Regions from separate parts of the Homo sapiens genome. Here region 2 is linked to region 1. Evidence: chromatin loops called from intact Hi-C (ENCODE). Cell type or tissue: dorsolateral prefrontal cortex. All regions are shown on one strand. Links, peaks and the distances in the headings refer to the core of each region. The heading gives the core; the rest is flanking DNA. Region 1 overlaps LINC01498 (long intergenic non-protein coding RNA 1498). Region 2 holds the start of LOC105369964 (a long non-coding RNA gene).

The links. Hi-C counts contacts between places; a loop is a spot of excess contacts. Peaks named below come from ENCODE experiments on the same cell type or tissue, not always from the same donor. Only the 100,000 strongest peaks of a DNase experiment are listed, where the experiment ranks them.
Region 2: it touches region 1 in a loop (5-fold over the local background); 11 of 110 quality-filtered maps call a loop at or near these places.

What each region holds. Positions count from the first base shown.
Region 1 is chr12:108,451,557-108,464,267 of GRCh38, reverse strand. LINC01498 (long intergenic non-protein coding RNA 1498) reads left to right here. Exons shown (of 4, transcript NR_120483.1): 3 at 2,574-2,638; 4 at 4,684-4,843. Among named protein-coding and RNA genes, the nearest start is that of LINC01498, 16 kb to the left of the region's middle. In dorsolateral prefrontal cortex, for the core only: a CTCF peak has its summit at 6,824 (motif pointing right); no DNase peak of the experiment used is centred there; H3K27ac peaks cover 2,120 bases; H3K27me3 peaks cover 861 bases.
Region 2 is chr12:107,911,954-107,924,664 of GRCh38, reverse strand. It overlaps LOC105369964 (a long non-coding RNA gene), which reads right to left and starts at 11,914. Exons shown (of 4, transcript XR_945320.2): 1 at 10,707-11,914; 2 at 9,978-10,031; 3 at 9,643-9,851; 4 at 8,377-8,874. In dorsolateral prefrontal cortex, for the core only: a CTCF peak has its summit at 6,274; a DNase peak (open chromatin) is centred at 6,267; H3K27me3 peaks cover 3,554 bases.

The DNA.
Region 1 (12,711 bases), core at 2,147-10,146:
TCCACAGTGAGTGGGAATGGCAATTGCAAAGGCTGTGGAAAGCAGGAGAGAGCTGGGAGTTTTGGTGTTTTTGTTGTTGCTGTTTTGGGACAGGGTCTCACTCTGTCACCCAAACTGGAGTGCAGTGGCACAGTCAGCTCACTGGAACCTCGAACTCCTGAGCTCAGGTGATCCTCCCACCTCAGCCTTCTGAGTAGCTGGGCCACAGATGCATGCCACCACACCTGGCTCATTAAAAAAATTTTTTTTAGAGATGGGATGGGGTCTTGTTATGTTGCTCAGGCTGCTCTTGAACTCCTGGCCTCAAGCGATTCTCCCGCCTTGGCCTCACAAAGTGCTGGGATCATAGCTGTGTCCAGCCCAGAGTCTTAAGTTTCACAGGGACAGAAAGAGGAACAGGGTAAGTGAAGGAGAGGGGTTGCTGCAGGAGATGAGTTTGGAAGCGTGAAGAGATCGTGTCCTGCCTCATCGACCAGGGTGAGAAATGGAGGTTTTATTTTAAGTGCAGCCAGAAGTCATTTGCTAGAGGCTCCAAGCTGGGGAGAAAGACACGATCCAGTTTATATTTTAAGAGGAAGGCTCCAGCTGCTACATGCAAAGACCTGTGGAGGGGCAAGATGGGAGCTGGGAAGGCAGAGAGGAGGTGGCTGCAGGAACCCTGGTGCCTTGGACAGAGGTGACCGGAGTAGAAAGGAAAAAATGAATTCTCAATACAGTTTGAAGGAAGAGCCAACAGGACTTGCTGACAGATTGAATTGGACTGGGTTAAGGGTGACAGATTTGAACTTGTCTGTTTCAATTTAGGCCTGATTCTATTTTCATATTAACCTTCTTGTGATGATTAATAGGATTGCTCCTTGGGATTCTGGAGGGCAGGTGGAACGAACTGCAATGGAGACTCACTCCTTCCTCAACTCACAATAAAGGGATGTCAGAGAGCTGGGTTGTAGCCCTGTCTCTGCTACCAACTTGATGAGTGGTGTCGGCTAAATCACACCCCCCCTCCGCGCCCCATCCTGGCTCCAGTGTCCTCACTGTGAAATGTGCATGGTCTTGGTGTCTTCGCAGAGGGAAGGGCTGAGGAGGGCTGGACTTGATGTACCATAAATGTTCAGAGAGTAGAAAGCAGTGACAAAGAAGTGCATGTGGTAGGGTTGTATTGGGAAGGGTCTCTTTGCCGCCTAATAATTCCCCTCCCCTCTCTCTCCTCCTTTCCCCTCCCCTCCCTTCCTCTGTCTTTCCCTTCCCTTCCTCTCCTCCCCTCCCCTCCCCTCCCCTTTCCTACCCTCCCCTTCCTTCCCCTCCTCTGCTCTCTCCCTGCCTTTCTTCCCCCACCTTGGTTCTGAGGACCCTTCTCTCCTGTGCCAGATGGTGCCGACACAGAGCCAAGGATGAAAGCACGCAGATGCATTCTGCCCAATCCTGATCCCTGGTCTCTGAGAAGTGATGAGACTGGGGCTGGGGAAAAAGGAGGTTGATTTGGAAGACCGTTCTGAGCAGGGAAGGATGGTGTGGAGGCCTTTGGGAAGTGGGAGGGGAATGGGGAGGGCTTCCATCGTGATCACAGAGGAGAAGGGCCAGGGACTGAGCAGTGAGCTGCCCTGGAGGGCACCTGGCTTCTGACCCATCATTTGTGAACAAACCACCATCCAACCATCCTGCCAACTCTCCACCCCATGAAGAGAAGGGGAGGGGCTTGGACACCTTATAGGGAGAGGGAGAGAAAGGGTAATCTTGTTCCCTAACCAGTGGGGAACTGATCAGGACCACTGGAAATTTTCCCATGAGCTGGGGCAGAAAGGGACCCTCTGTCACTGTTAGATGTCTATACCCAGCTGTCCCACCTGGGGAGTCTTTTCTTTAGACATCCATGAAAGTACAGTGATGTCCAAGGATGTTTAGTGAGTCTCCTCAAATAGGATGTTAGGAGACATCCTATCAGTCTGAGACTTGTTGATTAAATTACATTATAGCCATACTGTGGAATATCACACAGCTATTAAAAAGGACAATCTCAATCTCTGTGTCACCCTGAAGGGAGATTCTTAATACACAATGAAGTGAAAAAGATGAGTTGTAGAATCATGTGTATAGTTTCTCTCTCTCTCTCTCTCTATATATATATATGTATATGTATATATATATGTATATATACGTATATATATATATATATATTTTGGTAAGTAAAAAAAGACATAGAGGGCCAGGTGTAGTGGCTCATGCCTGTAGTCCTAGCACTTTGGGAGGCTGAGGTGGACAGATCACTTGAGCCCAGGAGTTTGAGATCAGCTTGGGCACCATGATGAAACCCCGTTTCTACAAAAAATACAAAAATTAACCAGTTTCATAATCAAGTCTCAAAATAAATAAATAGATGAACATTTTTTTAAAAAAGCATAGAGAAGGGAACTCTACAACAATCTATTAACATTGCTAACTACAAGGGGTTGGAGTTAGAATGGAGTGGGAGAGATTATTGATTTTTTACTTTACTTTGTTGTTTAGCATATTGCAATGCATGCGTTACTTCCATAATTAAGAAAATCTAATACACATTTTTATAAAAATTCAAGGTGTCCTCAGATATGTTCAAGCCCAAAAGAATCTTATACCTGGACCCCCCAGTCCCTAGCCCCTGGTAAGTATTTGCAAAAAATGTTGGATGAATGATGAAATGAGGAAGAATGAAATGTTTAGCTCAATATCTCATTTCTTGGATGGTTTGTAAAGCTTTCAATAAAACAGGAGCCTTGAGGCAGTTGGTCATTAATGAATAACTCATCATCAGAGGTCTGGATTGAATATTAAAGCAGTCCCAGCAGTCAACCGTGCCCCTTGTTAAACATGGTCCCTGCTGCAACTAGTCTAGGTCCAGGCTCATATTCTAGCTGACAGCTTGGAGAGGAGTGATAGTCATATTTCCTCACGTAACCATCCTCATTTTTAGGGTTGACAGTTCTGCTGCTGCAATGACAGGGAGGTGGGTGGGTGAGTCCTTTGGGTGTTGCTGGGATGTTAAGTCCTGGGGTTGTGACTGGGGAGAGTGATGTCACCCTTGATAATTTCTGTAGACTCAGGCAGAGCGGCTCACTAAGATAAAAACCTCTTATAAGTAGGTTTTTCTTTCTTTTTAGTAAACAGGTTGCTCATCACTCTTCGACAGCTCTGACCCCTTGGCTGCAGAGTGGGTGCTGGGTGTTGGGAGAGGGGCATGCATGGAGGTCCTTCTTATCCCATGTCTCATCTGATTTTTCTTCAGTCTCCTCCTCCTCACTTTCAGAGCAGAGAGTCCTTATGCGCCACTGGGACTCCCCATGCCCTTCCCTGTCTGTCCGTGTCTTGCTGAGCCAGGCAGACTCCTCGCTTTCCAAAGTGACAGTTCATTTTCAGATTCCCTGTTCACGTTTCCATTTTGCAAGTGACAGAGACCAGTGTGTTATTCCTCTTAAGTAGTGTAGCAGGAGCCTCTGGGAAGGAAACGTTTAGCCAAATGACTGACTCTAACGGAGAATTTTCAGGTATTTTGGTAGACCAAGGGATAGAATAATTTAGGGATAGAATAATTTAGGAATAGGTTGAAGTTCCTGTTGCTAAATGACATTCCCCACCCTCCACTCCCCCGACTTTTTTTTTTTTGGAGACAGAGTCTCACTCTGTCACCCAGGCTGGAGTGCAGTGGTATGATCAGGGTTTACTGTAGGCTTGACCTCCCGGGCTCAGGTCATCCTCCCACCTCAGCCTCCCAGGTAGCTGGGACCACAGATGTGCACCATCATGCCTGGCTATTTTTTTTTTTTTTTGTATTTTTTTGTAGAGACAGGGTCTCACCATGTTGCCCAGGCTGGTCTTGAACTTCTGGGCTCAAGCGATCTCCCCAGTTTGGCCCCCCAGAGTGCTGGGATTACAGGTGTGAGCCACCATGCCCGACCCATTTTCCCCCTTTTTATAAAAGCGATAAGTGTTCAATTCATACCACTTGCAAAACGCAGAAAGACACAGAAAATTGAACAGCACATTCCTCCATAATCCCTTTAGTCAAGATGACTCATCGCAACAGATACACACACAGTGTAAATATATATTTACAAAAAATATACTTTGTATATTCTTCTGTAGCCAGTTCTTTTCACTTAGCAATATCTTGTGAGTATAGTCCCATAACTATAAATATTCATCTATACTGTGAGTTTTTTTCCAGTTGGAAAAATTTCAAACAACGCAAAACATAAAAAACAATTAAGATCTCTATTATTGCCATCCTCAGGGATAACCATTATCACTTTAAAAATATTCTCTTGCCTTTTTTTCTATGCGTATGCACACTAGAATCTAATCCCTATACAGATGCTCCTCAATTTACAATATGGATGTGACCCCATTGTGAATCAAGGAATGTACTGAATGCCTATTGCTTTCTCACCATCATAAAATGAAAAAATCAAAGCATCATAAGCTGGGGACTGTCTGCAGTGTCCTGGCTTGCTTTACCTACCCTTGTGTCCTCAGCACCTTGAAGAAGGTCTGGCATGTAGCAGATGCTTGGTAAATATTGTTAAATGAATGCAAAATTATAAATGCATATTTAGTAGGGTTCCTGGAGTAGAATCTGCTTCTACGTTTTTCCCCCAAAGCTTGTAAAACCCTCATTTAAAATGTTACATGTATTTTCTGTTTTCTGGGAAGGGGACTGGAGTTTACCTTTGAGCAGGACCATCCCTTGATTCTGGGTGTGAGCACTTGGTGAGAAGAAAATAAGCAAAATAACTATCCACGGTTCTTGGGGATGCCCTGAAAGCTCAAATACTGAAGCTGCAGATGGAGCAGTTAAGTATTCTAAAGGGAACCTAAAGCAAACTGTGTTTGTTGGTAGAACATGCCCCTGCAGGGTTGGAGCAAAATCTGTTTCTAAACTTAGAGTTTGGCTGCCCCAGGCCTGAACGCACTTGTTTGCTCTTGGGAGACAGGGTGTGCATTCTCATCCAAGCATTTGCTTGCTGGAGTTGAGGATTGAGGACCAGATGGTGGCAGAAGGGATATGCAGGCTTGCTCTTGCTCTCACCTGAGGCTGGAGAGAAGTGCCACGTCTGGTAAGGAGTACCCTGGTCTCCAAGGTTGGTCTCCCTTCCAGTAGTAATGTACCAAATCCAATGAGCAGACTTGGACTTGCCCTCCTGGCCTATGTGGTTGTCTTGTTTGGACTACAGGGTGATGGTGGGATGTCCTTTGGAGGAGAGATGTTCCCATGTTTCTCCAGGGGGTATTGTGGGTCTACTAGACAGGAAGGCTTATTCCCCACTTCTCTTGGTTCAGATGAGCTGGGTGGGAACTTGGAGGTGTGGCAATTTTCCCAGAACATCCTCCGTGCAGGGTGAGTGTTTACGCAGGAAGTTCCAAGTAAAGCGCTTGGATGTTGAGTCTTAGCAACCACTCTTAGCAATAATTTTAAATTAATCTTCACGGTACTATATCTCTCCTCTTATTCTGTTGTCTGTAGTAGCACCCGACAGGCTGAGGATCTATCAACATTTTAAATGCAAATATCCTTTACCCCAGAATTATCACTTCTAGGAATCTCATCTAAAGAAATACTAGTGTGATGGACAAAGAAGCATGTAGCAATGTTCTTTGCAACTTGTGTGCAATAGCATAAAACTGGAAATAAGCAAAGTACTGGACAAGTGGGGACTGTTAGATAAAGCTTGGCATATCTGCACTAGAGTGAGGCCGATCTATGCACACAGACATGGAAGCTTCTCTGACACATATGGCTGAGAATAGAGAACAATCCTATTCATACAAGAAAAAAATCAGTGCCAAAATCTATGTATGTAAATGCACAGAAAAATTCTACAAGTGTGCCCACTTAATAAATGGAGCTGCCTCTAGGGAGGGCAGTGGAATTATATGTGTGGAGTATATATGAATAATGATGGTGGTAATTAAGATGTGACATTTGTTGAGTGCCCACTCTGGGCCAGGCACTGTTGAGGGGCTTTACGTGAATTTACTTGCTCAATGCTAATAATGACCCTATGAGTTGTGATTATAATCCCCATGTTACAGATGAGGAAATAAAGGCATGACTCCAGGGGGTGCTCTATACAAGGAATACAATAGGAATTGTGGCCCTAGAATTGTTCAGCGCAGTGGGACCGTAAAGACATGAGGCAAACGTGCCTGATTTAAGTAAAAGGTGGAGTCAGACCTTGAACTATTACACTCAATTGCCTCTATTTTCCCCTCCTTTAAAGCCAGTTTTTACAGTGGGATTGTTTTTATGTATTATATGTGTGAAACAAATAACTACATCCTGGTCTCACTTGGATATTTGTAAGGGCCTGTATCCCCATGTGGGTGAATGTGAGCCATCCTGCCTTCTGGGCTGGGGGTGGGAGCCGCCCCAGCAGACCACAGCAATGGCACAGCAGGATGTCAACACCAGAAGGACCCGTGGGCACATTCCTGAGCTCAGGTAAAAGGATTCCTGCGGAAACCTCAGAAATAGCTGGGGCTAATTCCAAGCCATTAGGCTGCTGTGGGCTTGCACCTTAATAATTTAGGAGTGACAAGAACTTCTTCAAGGAGTAAAAGACTATTATATAATCACACACATCTCAGGCTAAGGCCTGGGACATGAGGGATTATATAATAATGCTCTATATGGAACAAAAATAGGATTATATTTTGCATTGTGCATGTGAACTGATTTTGTATTCAATATGTCATAAATGCTCGGCAGCCTTTGAAAAAAGATAAGGTAGGTACTAGCTGTCTCCTATGTGCATTGTTGGCCATCCTGCAGGTAGACTGTAATTTGCTTCTCTAATCCCCTAGGGGGCACCAATGTTACTTTCTGAATCTAAACAATGTTGCAGGGACATCCTTGGCCTCCAGTGGCTTCAGTGTGTCTGACTTTCCCAAGGAGCCTGTAAACATGTAGATCCTGGGCTCACCCTGTGTAATAACTACTGCTTAATAACGAATTACCCCCAAACCTAGCAGCTTGAAACAATGACTATTCATTTGTCTCACAGAGGTTTTGAGAGTCAGGAATTAGGGAGTGTCCTAGCTGGTTGCTTCTGGCTTGAGGTCTCTCAGGAGTCAAGATGTGGTTCAGACTCAACTGGGGCGGGAGGATCCATTTCCAAGGCAGCTCTCTCACAAGATCTGTGCTGGCTGTTGGCAGAATCCAGCTCCTGGACCTGCAGAATTCTCTATAGGGTTGCTTGAGTGTCCTCATGACATGGCGGCTGACTTTCCCCCACAAAGAGTGACCCAAGAGAAAGCAAGACAAGGCTTTTATGACTTAACCTCAGACGGCGCTCTGTCATTTCTGCAATATGCCATTGCATTAGTTACAGAGGCCAGGCCTGTTCAAGGTGGGAGGAGACTATAACAAGGTGGGTGTGAATACCAGGGACACAGCGGGAGGCCGGAATCACTGGGAGTCATCTTAGGAGATTTCACAGGTGTGAGTGGAATGCAGGGATCCCACCCTCCCCCCTACTTTTTTTTTTTTTCAGAGACGATGTCTTGCTCTGTTGCCCAGGCTGGAGTGCAGTGGTGTGATTATCGCTCACTGCAGACTTGAACTGAGGCTGGATGCCACAGCTTAGGAGATTCTGATTTTGCAGGTGTTGAGTGGAATGCAGAGGTCCTGTCCCACCCACACCCCTTGCCCAGCTAATGCCCCCCTAACTTTTTTTTTTTTTTTTTGAGATGGAGTCTCACTCCATTGCCCAGGCTAGAGTGCAATGGCGCGATCTCAGCTCATTGTAACCTCCGCTTCCTGCGTTCAAGCGATCCTCCTGCCTCAGCCTCCCGAGTGGCTGGGATTACAGGTGTGTGCCACCACGCTGGCTAATTTTTGTATTTTTAGTAGAGACAGGGGTTTCACCATGTTGGCTAGGCTGGTCTTGAACTCCCGACCTCAGGTGATCTGTCTGCCTTGGCCTCCCAAAGTGCTGGGATTGGAGGTGTGAACCACAGCCTAATGCCCCTTGTTAACAGGTGCCCAGGGTAATCTGTTGTGGGCACTCCGAGCATATATTTCAGAAGATATCTGTATGTCTATGATTGTTCACATCTCTGATTATTTTTTTTAGGGTAAATGTCCAGAAGTGGATTTTCTAGGTGAAGGGGACACCCTAGCATAATGCTATTGGTATCTTCTATCACTCCGTTCTCTAGAGAGGGGACCTCAGGCTACACTCTGGATATGGAGCCTTGAAATGCCCTTCAACCACACTGAGTTGACTATGGCAATCCTGTTAGCCTGTTTTTAGGATGTGGGTTGGACAGGAAGAGGTGACTAGAATGACAGGGCAGAATATATTTTGCGTTTCTTGCCTGACATCAGCAAAGCACTGAGGTTGGTGGCAGCGGTGAAGTTGTCAACCAGAAAAATGCATTAGCTCAGCACAGATTTACTAACTCAGTCTTCAGTTCCTCTTTAAGAGGGGCTGCAAATGGGCTCCTGAAATTTGCTTGCCCTGGGATGTGGGAGCGAGGGGACAGGAATGCCACTGGTATCTTTGGTTTGTGTATACAGTAGAAGACTTTGAACAATCCCGAAAAAAACTCATTGGTCTATAAATGGACATTTACAGAAAAGACCCTGGGCAGACTTCACTTTGGAGTCACACAGATGGAGAGTTTGGGTCCCAGCTCCTCCTTGTTTGATTAGGAGAACTTGGGTGTTACTTGGTTCTCTGAGCCTCGGTTTCTTAGTCTATATAATGGAGGTAATTATTACAATGTGTGTGTATAACTTTGAGATGAAAAAAGAGTAAAAAACCCAAATAATCACATTGGGGGTCATTTTGAAAATCAAATGATAGCTGGGGATCCTGCAGGGGCATCAGTTGTGTGTGGCCCTTCTGCTGGTATCATCTATCTGATGTATTGAGCTAGCTTTCCCGACCTCTGACTTAATGTGGTGTAGATTAACCCCATTCCTGGCTCCCTGGGTAGGCGATTTTGTTATAGGAAAGGGGTCCCAATAGAGACCCCAAGAGAGGGTTCTTGGATCTCGCGTAAGAAAGAATTCAGAGTGAGTCCATAGATTAAAGTGAAAGCAAGTTTATTAGGAAAGTAAAGGAATAAAAGAATGGCTGCTCCGTAGACAGAGCAGCCCTGAGGGCTGCTGGTTGCCCATTTTTATGGTTGTTTCTTGATGATATGCTAATCAAGGGGTGGATTATTCTTGTCTCCCCTTTTTAGACTATATAGGGTAACTGCCTGTGGTTGCCATGCCATTTGTAAACTGCCATTTGGGGCTTTCACAGTGGGAGTGTAGCAGTGAGGACGACCAGAGGTCACTCTCGTCGCCATCTTGGTTTCAGAGGGTTATAGCTGGCTTCTTTACTGCAACCTGGTTTATCAGCAATGTCTTTAAGACCTGTATCTTGTGCCGACCTCCTATCTCATCCTGTGACTAAGAATGCTTTAACCATCTGGGAATGCAGCTCAGTAGGTCTCAGCCTCATTTTACCCAGGTCCTATTTAAGATGGAGTTGCTCTGGTTCACACGCCCCTGAAGATTTTAGCTTTGGCCAGTCAGAGGACTTATTGCATCCCAAGCCACAACAAGGTTCAGGGAAGGCACATGACTCCTGCCCATCCAATCAGAGTGAATTCCAGGACTTGTGAGAGATATCCTGATAAAGAGGCATTCTTCTTCTGCTGAGGGTCTGAGCTAGTGGGATGTAAGCCAGGAGCTGCTGTCATTTATTTTGTTATGCTGGGGGAAACACGTACCTGAGAGTGAAGCCAACAGAGACAAAAAAGAGAGAAGAACCAAATCTTGATTCTGTCTTTTTAGCACCTGGATCAAGCTGCACCTGAACTTTCAAGTTATACCAGCCAGTAAATCCCCCTTTAGGCTTAAATCAGTTTGATTTGAGTTTCTGAAACTTTCAGTCTTGCATAGTAACAAATGAGGTAAAATTTGGGGCTATGTGAAAGCCCTAAATAGCAGCAAATTATCTGTGTTAAATTTCCATGCATTTGTTACCTTTGCTGGGGATGAGGCAAGGTTATATTTTCCTGGGTCACTCTCTCATCCCCTTGGGAAAAGGAACTACTTGTGTTCATTTTGAAAAGCCAGACATTTGGCCACTCCTAGAGACATAACATAAACTCTGTTTCTCAAAGCATGAGTGTGTCTCTAGAATGGAATATCTTCTCTGCTTACTGCTTACACTCTTCAGAAATTAACGTGTCTCTTTGTAATTCACAGAAAAAATACCCCAACAAAACCCTGAATGAATAGAATTTATAGTTTTGGCTTTTTCTTTCATCCTTTTCTCATCAGATCATTGGCTCTTGCTACTAGCTTATATTACAATTTGATATGATAGTTGATTTAGCACAAAATTTTATGTGACAGGATAATTCATTGCAACACCATTAATTTGTGTTTTGTTTTGTTACAGGAAAAGACTCAGAATGGATGGAAGTTGTTTATAAATTCTCCTCTGCTGCATACTGTTAAGAAGGGGAAAGAGGAGTGCTGGGTAGGTGGACATGCAATGTCTGCTACAAGTGGTACTCAATAAATGTTTCTTTTACTCTTTCCTCTTCTGTCTTGTTAGAACATTGCAAAATACTAGAAGAGCAGTTATCTGCAGGCAGAAGAATTCTCCCAGGGTCCATCAAAACCTACTCCATAGCCAATGACCTAAATATGAAGCCTGTGGATTCACATCAGACAGAGGACTGGTAGATGAGAGCTTTCGGGGCTGCTGCAGGAGTGCATAGGCTCTGACTCCATTACCCATCACAGAATGTTACCATTCAAAGATCAGTGATGTACATCCTAGATAATACTGGCAGCCAGGAGCTGCAGAGCCCAGTTCCAAGAAGGCACTCTGTAATCTCAGGGAACTTGAACCATTCTGTTTGCCCTTCAGCTTGCAGCCCTTGGCTTATGGCTCAAAAGATAGGGAGATGAGTGACTTTGAGGAGTGGGGAAGAGGCACAAACAATGAGTGAGGAGGGAGATCCCTCAACACCAGTGGGGTAGGAGATCGGCAGATGCCTCAATCCACTCTCTCATGGGATCCTGGGGAGGTGGCTGGACCCCCACTGGTGGTCAGGATGGGGAGGTGTGGAATGGCTGGGGTATGCTGAAAGAAGCTGGACCCTGGGTACTGGGCCCCCCAGCCTCCACAAAGATTCCTGTGGCCAAACTTAATGGATTCTGCAGAGTTGGATTATAAACTCACCAGTAAGGTCATGGGGAACTGAAGTCCAGACCTTATCCTTTGTTTCCTGGCCCCAAGTTAAACCTCTCAGATTCTAATGTGACCTTAGGGAGGTCGAAGGACCACCTCAAAACAGGGAGATTGATTTCTTGCCAACTCCATAGGTTGGGGGCTCAGAGTTGATTGGAAAATGAGCATGGCATTTATTACACATTTCCTTTTGCAGGTGATGTTTTATAAGCATAACTATTATTTATTAGATGTTTACTAGTGCCACACACTGTGCTGAGTATGTTAACTTGCAGTATTGACTTTACCCTTCAAAGCAACCCCAAGATATTAGATATTATTTGCTACAAGTAATTTACATTTTGTAGATGAGGAAGCTTGAGTCTTAGAGAGATTAGCTTGCTTGCTGTAGCATATGTTGTTGATGCCCCTTCAAGCCCCACTCCTACACCCTTGGGTTTTACCATTTCCGAGGCCACGGGCAGAACTTCCATCTCCTAGCATTGGCAGCACTTTGCCCAAGGGCTCTCTTTGGCCACCAGATCCCCCATACATAATAGGCCAGAAGTGCAAGGGGGTTAATGCCTCTGGCAGCATCCCTTAAATAATAACATATGGGAGTTGGAGTATTAATACCCCAGTTCCCTTGCTGCTTGGATGAGTTACCATTGAGGCAGTGTTTAACATTGGTTCTCCAGCAGAATTCATCTCCAGTGACAGCTTCCTTGATACACACCCTTTATTTGTTCCTCCTCTTCCCCACTCCCCTGTGGTGCTTCCTGAGGTCACTTTCTAAATCAACTATGTGCACTTGAACCCTTGTCTTAAAGTAAGTTTCTGAAGGATCTTCAACTAAGACACTTGCCCATGGTAAGTTGCAGAGCTGGGATCTAAATCCTGTTCTGCCTATCTCTAATTCCTGTGCACTTAGTCTTTGCGCTAGAAGTTTCTTTTAAGCATGATATACCAGCATTTTGAGTGTCTGCAAGGACTCCATGATGTACAAGTTCTCTGCCACTTGGCAAGCTTGAAAGCAGTGATCTCAGATATGTGTATGTGAAGTGAGTGGGAACTACATAGACCCCTGATCTTATTTACTATGGAAGTGTCAGGGAGAGCAGCTTCCATAAGCCAATGTCAGGGTGGAATTCTTCTGCTCTTTGGTGGGAAAGAGGAGGGAGGAGAGTGCTGTTCTGAGGAGGGGTCTATGTGCTGATGTTGAGTCTAGTTAGCATGCTGCTTGAGTACATCTCCTCCAAGCTGGCCATCTCTCAGCTGGGCGATAAAGTAATTTGACTAGGGCTGTCTTCCAGGCTAGAGCTCCTGGAGATTGCTCCCCATTTATCATGGAGGAAAAATCGGGATCCACAGCTCCTGGCTTGCCAGCATCATCTAGCCTGCACGTCATTGATCTTTGAATGGTGAAGTTCCGTGATGGGTAATGGAGACAGAGCCCGTACGCTCCAGCAGCCACAAAATCTCTTCTCAAACCAGT
Region 2 (12,711 bases), core at 2,466-10,465, 540 kb after region 1:
AGTCATGAAAAATTCTCCTTTATTTTATTCTTAAAGTTTATTGTTCTATCTTGCATAGTTAGATCCACAGTAAATCTTGAACTGATTTTTGGATATAACTGTGAGGTTGAGTTGAAGATTTCCTTATGGGAAATTAACTCAGAATCATTTCTTGAAAAGCATGGCCAAATTCGTTTTTGTTTTTGTTTTAATCTCCATAAGTACTATATTTCAATATATATTAAAATACAAAATGTATGTGAAATATATGTATTCAATATATAGAAACAATATATTTTAATATTTCAGTTGCAATTACTTTTTTTAAAATTTTACTTTAATTTCTGGGATACATGTGCAGAATATGCAGTTTTGTTACATAGGTATACATGTGCCATGGTGGTTTGCTGCACCTATTGACCTGTCCTCTAAGTTCCCTCCCCTCGCCCCCCATGCCCCAACAGGCCCCGGTGTGTGATGTTTCCCTCCCTGCGTCCATGTGTTCTCAATGTTCAGCTCCCACTTATGAGTAAGAACATGCTGTACTTAGTTTTCTGGTCCTGTGTTAGTTTGCTGAGTATGATGGCTTCCAGCTTCATCTATGTCCCTGCAAAGGACATGATCTCATTCTTTTTATGGCTGCATAGTAATCCACGGTGTATATGTGCCACATTTTCTATATCCAGTCTATCATTGATGGGCATTTGGGTTGGTTCTATGTCTTTACTATTGTAAATAGTGCTGCAATAAATGTATGTGTGCATGTGTCTTTATAGTAGAATGATTTGCATTCTTTGGGGTATATACCCAGTAATGGGATTGCTGGGTGAAATGGTATTTCTGGTTCTAGATCCTTGAGGAATCACTACACTGTCTTCCACAATGGTTGAACTAATTTACATTCCCACCAACAGCATAAAAGCATTCCTATTTCTCCACAGTGTCACCAACATCTATTGTTTCTTGACTTCTTAATAATCACCATTCTGATTGGCATGAGATGGTATCTCCTTGTGGTTTTGATTTGCATTTCCCTAATGATCAGTGGTGTTGAGCTATTTTTTTTTTTTTTTTGAGACAAACTTGCTCTGTTGCCAAGGCTGGAGTGCAGTGGTGTGATCTCAGCTCACCACAACCTCCACCTCCTGGGTTCAAGCGATTCTCCTGCCTCAGCCTCCTGAGTAGCTGGGACTACAGGCACACACCACCATGCCCAGCTAATTTTTGTATTTTTAGTAGAGATGGGGTTTCACTATGTTGGCCAGGGTGGTCTTGAACTCCTGACCTCGTGATTCACCCATCTTGGCATCCCAAAGTGCTGGGATTACAGGCATGAGCCACCACGCCCAGCCCGAGCTTTTTTTCATATGTTTGTTGGCCACATAAATGTCTTATTTTGAGAAGTGTCTGTTCATATCCCTTGCTCACTTTTTGATAGGGTCTTTTCCTTTTTTCTTGTAAATTTGTTTAAGTTTCTTGTAAATTCCGGATATTAGACCTTTGTCAGATGGGTAGATTGGAAAAATTTTCTCCCATTCTGTAGGTTGACTGTTCACTCTGATGATAGTTTCTTTTGCTGTGCAGAAGCTCTTTAGTTTAATTAGATTCCATTTGTCCATTTTGGCTTTTGTTGGAATTGCTTTTGGCATTTTCGTCATGAAGTCTTTGCCCATGCCTATGTCCTAAATGGTATTACCTAGGTTTTCATCTAGGGTTGTTATGGTTTTGGGTTTTACATTTAAGTCTTTAATCCATCTTGAGTTAACTTTTGTACAAGGTATAAGGATGGGGTCCAGTTTCAGTTTTCTGCATATGGCTAGCCAGTTTTCCCAGCACCACTTATTGAATAGAAGATCCTTTCCTCATTGCTTGTTTTTGTCAGGTTTGTCAAAGATCAGATGGTTGTAGATGTGTGCTGTTATTTCTGAGGTCCCTGTTCTGTTCCATTGGTCTATATATCTGTTTTGATACCAGTACCATGCTGTTTTGGTTACTGTAGCCTTGTAGCATAGTTTGAAGTCAGGTAGCATGATGCCTCCAGCTTTGTTCTTTTTACTTAGGATTGTCTTGGCTATATGGGATCTTCCTTGATTCCATATGAAATTTAAAGTAGTTTTTTTTCTAAATCTGTGAAGAACGTCAATGGTAGTTTGATGGGAACAGCATTGAATCTATCTATTTCTTTGGGCATTATGGCCATTTTCATGATATTGATTCTCCTATCCATGAGGATGGAATGTTTTTCCATTTGTTTGTGTCCTCTCTTATTTCCTTCAGCAGTGCTTTGTAGTACTCCTAGAAGAGGTCCTTTACATCTGTTGTTAGCTGTATTCCTAGGTATTTTATTCTCTTTGTGGTAATTGTGAATGGGAGTTCATTCATGATTTGACTCTCTGCTTGTCTATTGTTGGTGTAAAGGAATGCTTGTGATTCTTGCACATTGATTTTGTATCCTGACTTTGCTGAAGTTGCTTATCAGCTTAAGGAGTTTTGGGGCTGTGATGATGGGGTTTTCTAAAATAGAATCATATCATTTTCAAACAAAGACAATTTGACTTCCTCTCTTCCTATTTGAATACAATTTATTTCCTTCTCTTGCCTGATTGCCCTGGCCAGGACTCCTAATACTATGTTGAATAGGAGTGGTAAGGGAGGGCATCCTTGTCTCATACTAGTTTTCAAAGGGAGTGCTTCCAGCTTTTGTCCGTTCAATATGATATTGGCTGTGGGTTTGTCATAAATAGCTCTCATTATTTTGAGATGTGTTCCATCAATACCTAGTTTATTAAGAGTTTTTAACATGAAGCGATGTTGAATTTTATCGAAGGCCTTTTCTGCATCTATTGAGATAATCATGTGGTTTTTGTCTTTGGTTCTGTTTGTGTTATGGATTAGGTTTATTGATTTGCATATGTTTAACCAGCCTTGCATCCTAGGGATGAAGCTGACATGATCATGGAGGATACGTTTTTTGATGTGCTGCTGGATTCAGTTTGCCAGTATTTTACTGAGGATTTTTGCATTGATGTTCATCAGGATATTGGCCTGAAGTTTTCTTTGTTTTGTCTTTGCCAGGTTTTGGTATCAGAATGATGCTGGTTTCATAAAATGAGTTAGGGAGGAGTCCCTCCATTTCAATTGTTTGGAATAGTTTCAGAAGGAATGGCACCAGCTCCTCTTTGTACCTCTGGTAGAATTCAGCTATGAATCCATCTGAAGTCGAATACCTGAATAGACCAATAACAAATTCTGAAATTGAGGCAGTAATTAATAGCCTACCAAGCAATCATCTTTTTCTTTGCATCCTGACTTCCCATTGGTTAATTGTCCCCGTGTTGTGTGGGTATGAGACAGCTGAGTTATGGATGTTCTTTGTTGAGGTTCTGTGAGATATATCAATGCGGTAAGCAGCCACTTCAGTACATAGGTAAGTTATTGCTCATCATCCTGGAGTAGGAGTAACTTCCAGGGATACTGTTTCAGTTCAGCTCTATAGAGAGCTAACTGAAAGGTGCTAACTAACACAAAGCTAACTAACACAAAGGTGCAGGGCCAGATGTAATCCCACGATGGGAACATATCCTGTAGTGCTTGCACCAGAACCACGTGGGAAGTGAAGGAGAAATGAATTTTGAAATCAGTGGCACCAGAGGCTCCATTTTTTGTTCCCATGCTAGGATATATAAAACCACAAGAAGCAGACTTTAATCTGATCAAAGGTGAATCAAAATAGAAGTTCTCTCTATTGGAATATACTTGATAGCACAGTGTATGTAATTATAAATGTGCCAAACAATGAGAGTTATAACAAAACCTTTCCTATCATACCAAAAGCAGAAATTCATAAAGAGGAAGAGATACATTTCAAATAGAATCAAAGACTAGGCACGTAGATTGTTCAATAACCAAATTAATGAAGAAGAATAAAGTTTATCAACATATTGCAGGATTATATAAAGTTCTGATTTAACATAAAATGAAGATAACACAAAACTCTTTACATATTTATATTAGTGACAGATTGATTAATGAGTGTCATTACCTCCAGGAGTATTTAAGTTTAACCAGTTATCTCTGTCTCTCTCGCTCTTTCACACACACACACACACACACACACACACGACCCAAAATCCCCAGAAATCTGACAGTTCACATATGTAAGAATCTTGATATAGGGCTTGCCCAAATTTGACAACAATCCTTAAAATCAACATGACATTACAAATAATTATATGTGACACCAATATTTTTTTCTAAACTGTGATTAATAGAGAACAGATTTCTATCCTTCATGATGGAAGAAAACCTGTAATATACTTTTACTCTTTCTATACCAAATATTATAAAATTAGTGCTATCTGTAGGAGTAATCAAACACTATGAAGGCAAAAAATAAATAAATCAGGAATAAAGCATTACACACAATTATTTTAAATGTTATTTTTTCCAAATTTTGTGATGTCAGTCACATTTCTCAGTTTTCTTAAATTGATGGCTTTTGCAGTTTCTCCTCTAATTCTAAATAACTATTCACTTTTGAACTGAAATTTTACAATTTTTTTTCTTAAAGCAGTCCACAAAACTGTGGCAGTTTTGAACCCTATAAAACATGGATTGACACTTACAGCCAGCCATCAGTTCATCCTGCCCCCATCCACCGTGCCTCATCCAAAGATATAATCTCCTTCACCCCATAGTCTCAGCTGCCCCCAAAGTACTCAATACCTATGTGCCCAATGAACAGCCAAGGCTTTTTAAAAATTATTATTAACAAAAGTGGAGAGGAAGATATTTCTGACATTTTGTTGAGGAAGTTGCGATGAGAGTGGCTTTGAACTTATAACCCTGAGAGCAGCTGATTTTGCTAACCTTTGGGATAAACTTGACCATGAGTACTAAAGAACAAGGCTACAAGTTGGGGATAATTCAGGATTCTCCACACTCATTTTGTATAAGCCTGCTCTAAAGGGCTCTGAAGAGAGGGACCAGGAGGGAGAAAAAGTTGCAAGTGCACCGCGGAGGTGAGAAGCTATGAAAACCACCAGGAGCCCCATCAGCAGGTGTGGCCTGAGAGCTGAGAGTTCATTGACTGGACCCCCTGCTGCCCAAAAGCTCCCTCCTAACTGAGCTGGATGCTAAAGTTATATATGGCACTTAGTAGCAATAAGAATGTGTTGATTGAACAGATAATGCTACCAGTTGAGATATGATTCTTTCGTTCTTGATATCTTATGGTCTTCAAGAATCCTCTACAGTAGTGATGCTAACTTAGGCTCTAGGAAGCCCTGAAATTGTATGTAAAACGTAGGCATGAATGTGTTTTTCTGGGGGAAGTATCTATAGAGTTCGTCATATTCCCTACAGTGTTTAAGGCTCCAAAGAAATCTTGAGTTATGCTCCATCTGTCCATGTCCAGCTAAGGGCACTGCCCCTGCTCCCCAGTCCCCCAGTGCTCAGATGCCAGGGCAGTAGAGGGCTCTGGGGCATACATCAATGGTAACTAAAGAAACAATACTCCTGGAAAAGATAAACCACCAATGATAGGTGGCAGCACTGCAGAACCAGAAGGGACCTTAGGGATGGGCCTGTGTGATTAAGCCAACACACCCAAAAATGGGACCCTTGATAAGACAAGTGGGAGAATCTGTCCTCCACCTTCCCTTTTATAGATGAAAAAGGGTCCCAAGACCAAAGTGCTTATTGTATAGCCTACAGCAGTTCATTCACTGATTCAGCCAACATTAGCTGAGACCCTCCTCTATGGCATGCTCTGTGCTCAGTGCTGGGGACACATGGGCGCTGCCCTTGAGGTTCCCAGGGGAGTGGACACATGACAAACTGCCCATGGAATAGGTCTGTCATATTCATCTCTGTATTCTGCAAGCTTCGCCCAGTAGTAGGAGCTTAATAAATAGCAACTTCTACTGGCATTATTGCAATATTATGTCTCTGGCATTTTAACTTGGACAAAAAGCTTTGTCAAGTCACACCCTGTCCAGGTATTTGCTGTGTAACCCTGAGCAAGTCACATCATCTCCCTGAGATACTATTTCCTCATATGTAGGATGGGAACATACATCATGGGGGCCTGTGGGGGTTACCGGAGCTAATCCGTGAAAAGAGCTCCACAAGTTACAGTGATTGAAGTTTAAATCATTACCGTATGGCAAAGAGCCCTGGTAAGCACTCTGGTCTCCAGTCTGCCTCCTGGGAAAGGGCTGACCAGCTCACCTGTCTCTACCAAACTAGGATCGAAGGAATTAGAAATGGTGGTGCTCAGGTGGGTGCAGAGCAGCATCTAGTGGACTAGAAGGGGAACTGACGAAGTGTCAGAATGGCATTGGGAAGAGAAAGTTTGAAGGCTGGGACAAAGGTTGACAGAGGAGCCAGGAAGGAAGCCTGCATGCTGGATGTCCCCAGCGGGGAGATCAGATGAGGTCCCTTAGAAGTCAACAGGACCTCAAGCCCCCATGTGCTAGCTGAGGGCGTCCCTCTTCTACACCCAAGCCTCCCTGGGTGCTGGGTCTCTGGGTCCTGTGGGCTCAGGGGCCCATATTTCTCAAGTTCTGCTCTGTGTCCAGCTGAGGGCACTGACCCCACTGCCACAGTCCCCAGTGCTCAGATGCCAGGGAGGTAGAGGGCTGTGTGCCAGGGCACAGCCAAGGCATCCTCCACTGCTCTGGGCCACAGGTGGGCAGCTGAGCCCCACATCCCACTAACACCAGGTCCTGGGATTTCTGGCTCTGCCCATTTTTTCTCTCAGCCTCCATTCCAACCACGTGGATCAGCAAGGAGGAGCACCATGCTGTCCCTTCACCTTTGTCCATCCTCCTTTTCTCCCCGTCATCTTCTGCAGAGGAGATCCCAATAGGAGCCCCTCACAGAGTTATGAAGGGCAAATGGGATAACTCAAGTAAAGTGCAAAGCAGGTACACAGTAGTGCTCAAGAAATGGGAGCCACTACTACATCTTCATCATCACCATCAGGACAGGCACACGGTAGTGAGTGCTCAAGAAATGGAAGCTGTTACTGCATCTTCATCATCACCATCAGGATAGGCACACAGCAGTGCTCAAGAAATGGAAGCCAGTACTACCATCTTCATCATCACCAACACGACAGGCACACAGTGAGTGCTCAAGAAATGGAAGCCATTACTGCCATCTTCATCAGCACAATCAACCAGAGAAAGAGCCCACTATGTTTGAGAAAAGCATTTATATGTTGATAAAAATTTCCTTGTTATATTTATCATTTACAGTCAGTAGTAAGAACATTAAAAAGTTAAAATATAGGTGCCAGATGTTAGTTTCATTCCTGTGAATTTATTGAAATAACAGACAAGTAAATACAATTCTATTTGTCAGTGAAAAATATTTTTTAAAATCTTGTCAAGTGTAAATTTTACTAATAGGGTAAGTCCTCACCTAATGTCATTAACAGATTCTTGGAAACTGCAACTTTAAGTGAAACAATGTACTACAACACCGATGTTACCATAGGCTAATGGATATTAACTAGAGTTAAGTTTCTACAGGCATATTTCTGGCCACAAAAACATCACCAAACTTTTTTTTTTTTTTTTTTTGAGATGGAGTCTCGCTCTGTTGCCCAGGCTGGAGTGCAGTGGCGCAATCTTGGCTCACTGCAAGCTCCGTCTCCCGGGTTCACGCCGTTTTCCTGCCTCAGCCTCCCGAGTAGCTGGGACTACAAGCACCTGCCACCACGCCCAGCTAATTTTTTCTATTTTTAGTAGAGACGGTGTTTCACTGTGTTAGCCACGATGGTCTCGATCTCCCGACCTCGTGATCCGCCCCCCTCAGCCTCCCAAAGTGCTGGGATTACAGGCGTGAGCCACCGCGCCCGGCCAAACATCACTAAACTTCTAAATGAAGACCAAAACATTTCTAGTATTAAACATTGAAATAAATGTGAGCTATACATACACTTAAGAAAGATTAATAAAAACAAGTAAGATAATCATTAACCCAGTAATTCCAATTCAGGGTTGCAGGTGGCCACAGCCTATCCTGGCAGCTCAGGGCACAAGGCAATAAACCACACTGGACAGGATGCCATCCCCTCACAGAGCACACTCACACCCACACCCACACTCACTCAGATGGGGCCATTTTATTTATTTTTTTTGAAACAGAGTCCCTCTCTGTCACCCAGGCTGGTGAGCAGTGGCGTGATCACAGCTCACTGCAGTCTTGACCTCCCAGGCTCAGGTGATCCACCCACCTCAGCCTCCCAAGTAGCTGGGACTACAGGGGTGCACCACTACCCCCCGATAATTTTTGTATTCTTTGGAGAGATAGGGTTTCACCATGTTGCCCAGGCTGGTCTTGAACCCTTGGGCTCAAGTGATCCTCCCTCCTTGGTTTCCCAAAGGGCTGGGATTACAGGTGTAAGCCACCACACCTGGCCCAGACTGGGCCCATTTAGACATGCCAATTCACTTGATGTGCACATCCTGGGAATATGAGAGGAAACCAGAGAGCCAGAGAAAACCCATGAACACATGGGGAGAATGTACAGACTGCACCCAGATGATGGCCTTGGCTGGGAATTGATTTTTCTTTTTCTCACCAACATTATAATGAAACATTTTAGTATTATTCCAGGACCTGCTGTACAGTAACTTTAAAGGACTGAAGAGCAGAAAACTGACATTTATTGACTGTCTACTATTTCCAAGAGCTACCATTCCCAGCCACTTTTTAATCATCACCACAACTTTATAAGGCAGGGATTATTAGCCCCGTTGTTGGAGAGAGGCTCAGAGAAGTGAAGTGACTTGTCCAAGGTCACACAGCAAGTGAGATGACCAGAACTTAAACCTAGGTCTGTCTGAGTTCAGCCCTTCACAAATCACCATGCTGCCTCCCTCTCTTCAAAACATAAAGCAAACAAATAAAACAATTCACTATTTGCCTGGGAAATTGTTGGCAAGAGCAAGACAGGATTGGAGGAAAATGTATTCCCAGACATACTGTAAACCTCCTGACTCCACTGGACAACTTCTTTTGGGGCCTGAGAGCAACAGTTGCTGGGATTCCCTTCATCCACCACAGCATCAGGTGTGGGCCAGGGTCTGGTTGCTGAAGGGTCCAGCCAGAGGTCCCAACCATCCCATGTCTGTGCCACCCCTGGTGCAAGGGACAGTAGATTCTCCCAGGCAGGAGCAGAGAACCACTGGGACTAACATGCAGGCACCGGAGAAATGGATTGTGTGTGTGTGTGTGTCTGCTCTGTGTGTGTGTATATATATACACACATATATGTGTATATATACGTATATATACACATATGTATACACACATATATATACACACATATGTATATATACACATATATGTATACATATATGTATATATGTGTGTGTATGTGTGTGTGTGTGTATATATATGTCTGTTTTTCTCCCTCTTTTCCTCCATCCTCTCTCTCTCTCCATTCCTTCTTAGCCCTGTCCCTGACCCTGTCCTTCTGCCTCCCTCTCTATCTTCCTCTCCCTCTCCCTCTTGGTTCTCTCCCTTCTCACTCTCCCCTTGAATTGCTCCCCCATCTCTGCTTCTCTCTCTACTTGCTGCTCCATCTTTCCCAAATGTCCTCCCAGTGTCCAGGGCAGATGTCACCACTCAGTTCCCTAGCTTACATACCCTCACACACCATTCCTGCACAGACAGACCAGCATTCATAAATCCTAAGTCTTAGTTCCCGGGAGAGAAGCAAGAGTGGGCCCAATGCGGGTCAAGGGTCCACCCCAGGTCTTCTCGGCCATGCCAAAAATTCAGCTGCCTCCAGGAGACTCTCCATCACCTTCTCCTTCTTCTCCTCCTTCCCATCACATTCCAATGAACTCCACGACCTGCACAGGATGAAGGCAGGTCAGGACCTGTGTTTTGTCTAGGCTCGAAGCCTGGTTAGGCCCTAGCTCAGTGCGTGGACTATGGAGCCAGACCACATGGGTTCAAATCCCACTTCAGCAACTTACAAGTCGGTGACCTGGGCCAGGGGGTTAATCCTTTGAGTGTCTCAGCTCCTCCATCTGCAAAACAGAGATAAGAATAGTGCCCCCTCCTCAGAGCTGTTGTGAGGATAAAATGCAGATGAGTATATGCGAGGAACTCAAAACAGCGCCCAGCACACAGAAAACCCTGTGTTGTCGATCACCATCATCTTTACATGATGACAGAGGCAGAGCCCAGGCAGCCCCTCAAGAGGCCAGTCAATACCCTCCAGGAACACATGTGCAGTGGAGCAAGTTGGGTTTATTACTCCTTGCAGGGACAAAAAGCATGCACCATGGGGGAACTGTGGGGTGTCAGTTTTAGGTTGGTCATTTGGGGCTAGGTGTCAGTAAGCAGTGGCTCCATAGTGATTGGATGCTGCCACGAACCCACTGGAAGGAAGAAACTCCGGATACATCTGAACATCTGAAGGAACAAACTCCGGACACACCATCTTTAAGAACTGTAACACTCACCACGAGGGTCCGTGGCTTCATTCTAGAAGTCAGCAGACCAAGAACCCACCAGAAGGAACCAATTCCGGACACACCAGGGGCAGATATTACACTATCTAGTTCATGTAGGGGGCAATGTCTCCTCATGCAGCAGGAAATGGGGAATGATGGAGGCCCGTTCCAGGACATGCTAGGAAATTCCCAAGGAAGTGGGGGCTATGCCCAGGGAGGTTGCATAATCTTGAGCAAATCACTTACACATACATCTTCGCCCATTCTCCAAGCAAGCTTTGCTTTACAGGACCCCTGGCAGCCATTTTTCCTAGCAGCCTTAAACAGAGGAAATTCCAGCTCAGAAAACTCAAATTTCAATTTTTGAACATGAAAATAGCAGGAAGGACCTGGAAGGCCACTTACAGCAGCCCAAAGAGTGAGGAAGTTAGATGCTGCCTGGAGGACTTCCCAGCCCTCTCCTCAGCCCAAGGAGAAGAGGATAAATCCCTCTCTGCCCCACACTGTCTCCTTCCCTGTCAGCAGAGGAAAGCCTGCTGGAGAAAGAATGGAAGGTGCCCCTTACAGGGCTGGGCAGAAGCAGAGAGGATTTATTCCAAGGGGTAGCCTCGTCCTGCAGAAATGGAGCCCTCCAGGGATCTGGATAGACTCCTGGGGACAGGCTAGTGCCTTCTTAGAGTGCAGCCTTTAACCCTAGGGGGACTGGGAGGAGGAAGTGCAAGACGCCTGGCAGGTTCTGCGCTTCCAGGATGAGCTGCTTCCAAACCATGAAAACATATCATCATTTGAAAGGGATGTGGGGCTTCAAGGCTTGTAGATGGAATACATATGACAACCATAACATAAAGAGCCACATGAATGTATATGACTGTTAGGCTTTCACATATTACTCGAGTTGGTAAGATACACCTCTTATTAGACTGAAAAGTGTGGCATAAATATTCTAATCCCCAGAACAACCACCTAAAAATAATTCCATACACATTCAAGACAAAATGGATAAAATGAAAAGTCCTATGTCAAGGAGATAAGACTAATGCAACCAAAACCATCTACATACAGGTTATGGGTGAATAAACATCCACCCAGAAGTTTTCATTTCTCTTGGGCAAATACATGGAACAGGATTGCTGGGTTATAAGGGAAGCATGTCTCTCTCCACCTGTCCTCCCCACCACAAGAGACCCCGTCAGAATCTGTTTAGCCCTTGAGGGGCTCTTCCCAATTCCGCTGGAGAAAGGGCAGGACATCTCGAGGGTGCTGACCCCAAAGCTGCCACCTGATGGCGCAGCAGTTCTCGCCCTCCTAGCCCAAGGGATCCCCGTCCTACGCCGTCCCCTGTCAGCGCTGGGGCCCCAGTGCGGGAGGGCCAGCTGCATTTCCCCATGAGCCTGTCTCCCTCATACCAAACACCCTCCACCGGCAGCTGCCCCCTGTGCACATTCCTAGGGTGATCTCTGCCCCCTCCCTTTCCTCCCCGGTGCGCCTTCCTTGCGGGTTCCATGAGCATGCGCGCCCATTCTTGGCTCACACATTCCAAAGGTGCATCCCAGCAACAGGCCCAACAGTGCAGGATGAGCCTTTGGCTGAGTTGGCAGCCAAGGAGAACTCGCCAACCTCGCTGTGCTGCCAAGACCTGACTTGACACTACTGCTCCCCTTTGCCCGTTACCCGTGAAAGCTTTGCTCCACAGCGCCCCCTGCAGGGGGCTGGCAGGGCAGCTGGCTGCCTGCCCTTGGCCCGTTCCTTGGCTGCCCCGGCTTCTGCACTTACCCTTGGTCCTGGACCAACTCCAAGAATTCAGTGACTTTACACTGGCTTTTCTTAGAGCCTCTTGGAGACAACATCCTAAGATACTGCAGACCCTGTGTTTTGTTTTTGGTTTTGAAGGCCCTCTGAGGGCCCTCAAATGGACCCTGAGGAAATGGATACCTGAGCAGGACAAGGACCTTGGAGTCACAGAGGTTCTCGATAATTAGAGAAAGGGGCCTGATGATACTGGGGGTGCACAGATCACATTTAGGTCCTTGAGGGTCAATGGAGGCCTCTCTTCTGTCGTGCCCAAGTCTGGGCCTCTGCAGAGAGACCTCCATGCCCAGAAATCAGAAGTCAGATTGAACAAGAAATCCCAGCCTTTCTAGGTGAGCTCCTGCCCCCAAAATGCTGTCTCCAGCTCACACAGCACCACAGGAGGTTTCCCGCCACTGAAGAGGAGGAGGGGGCCAGCCTCATTCCTCTCCCGGCTGCCCCT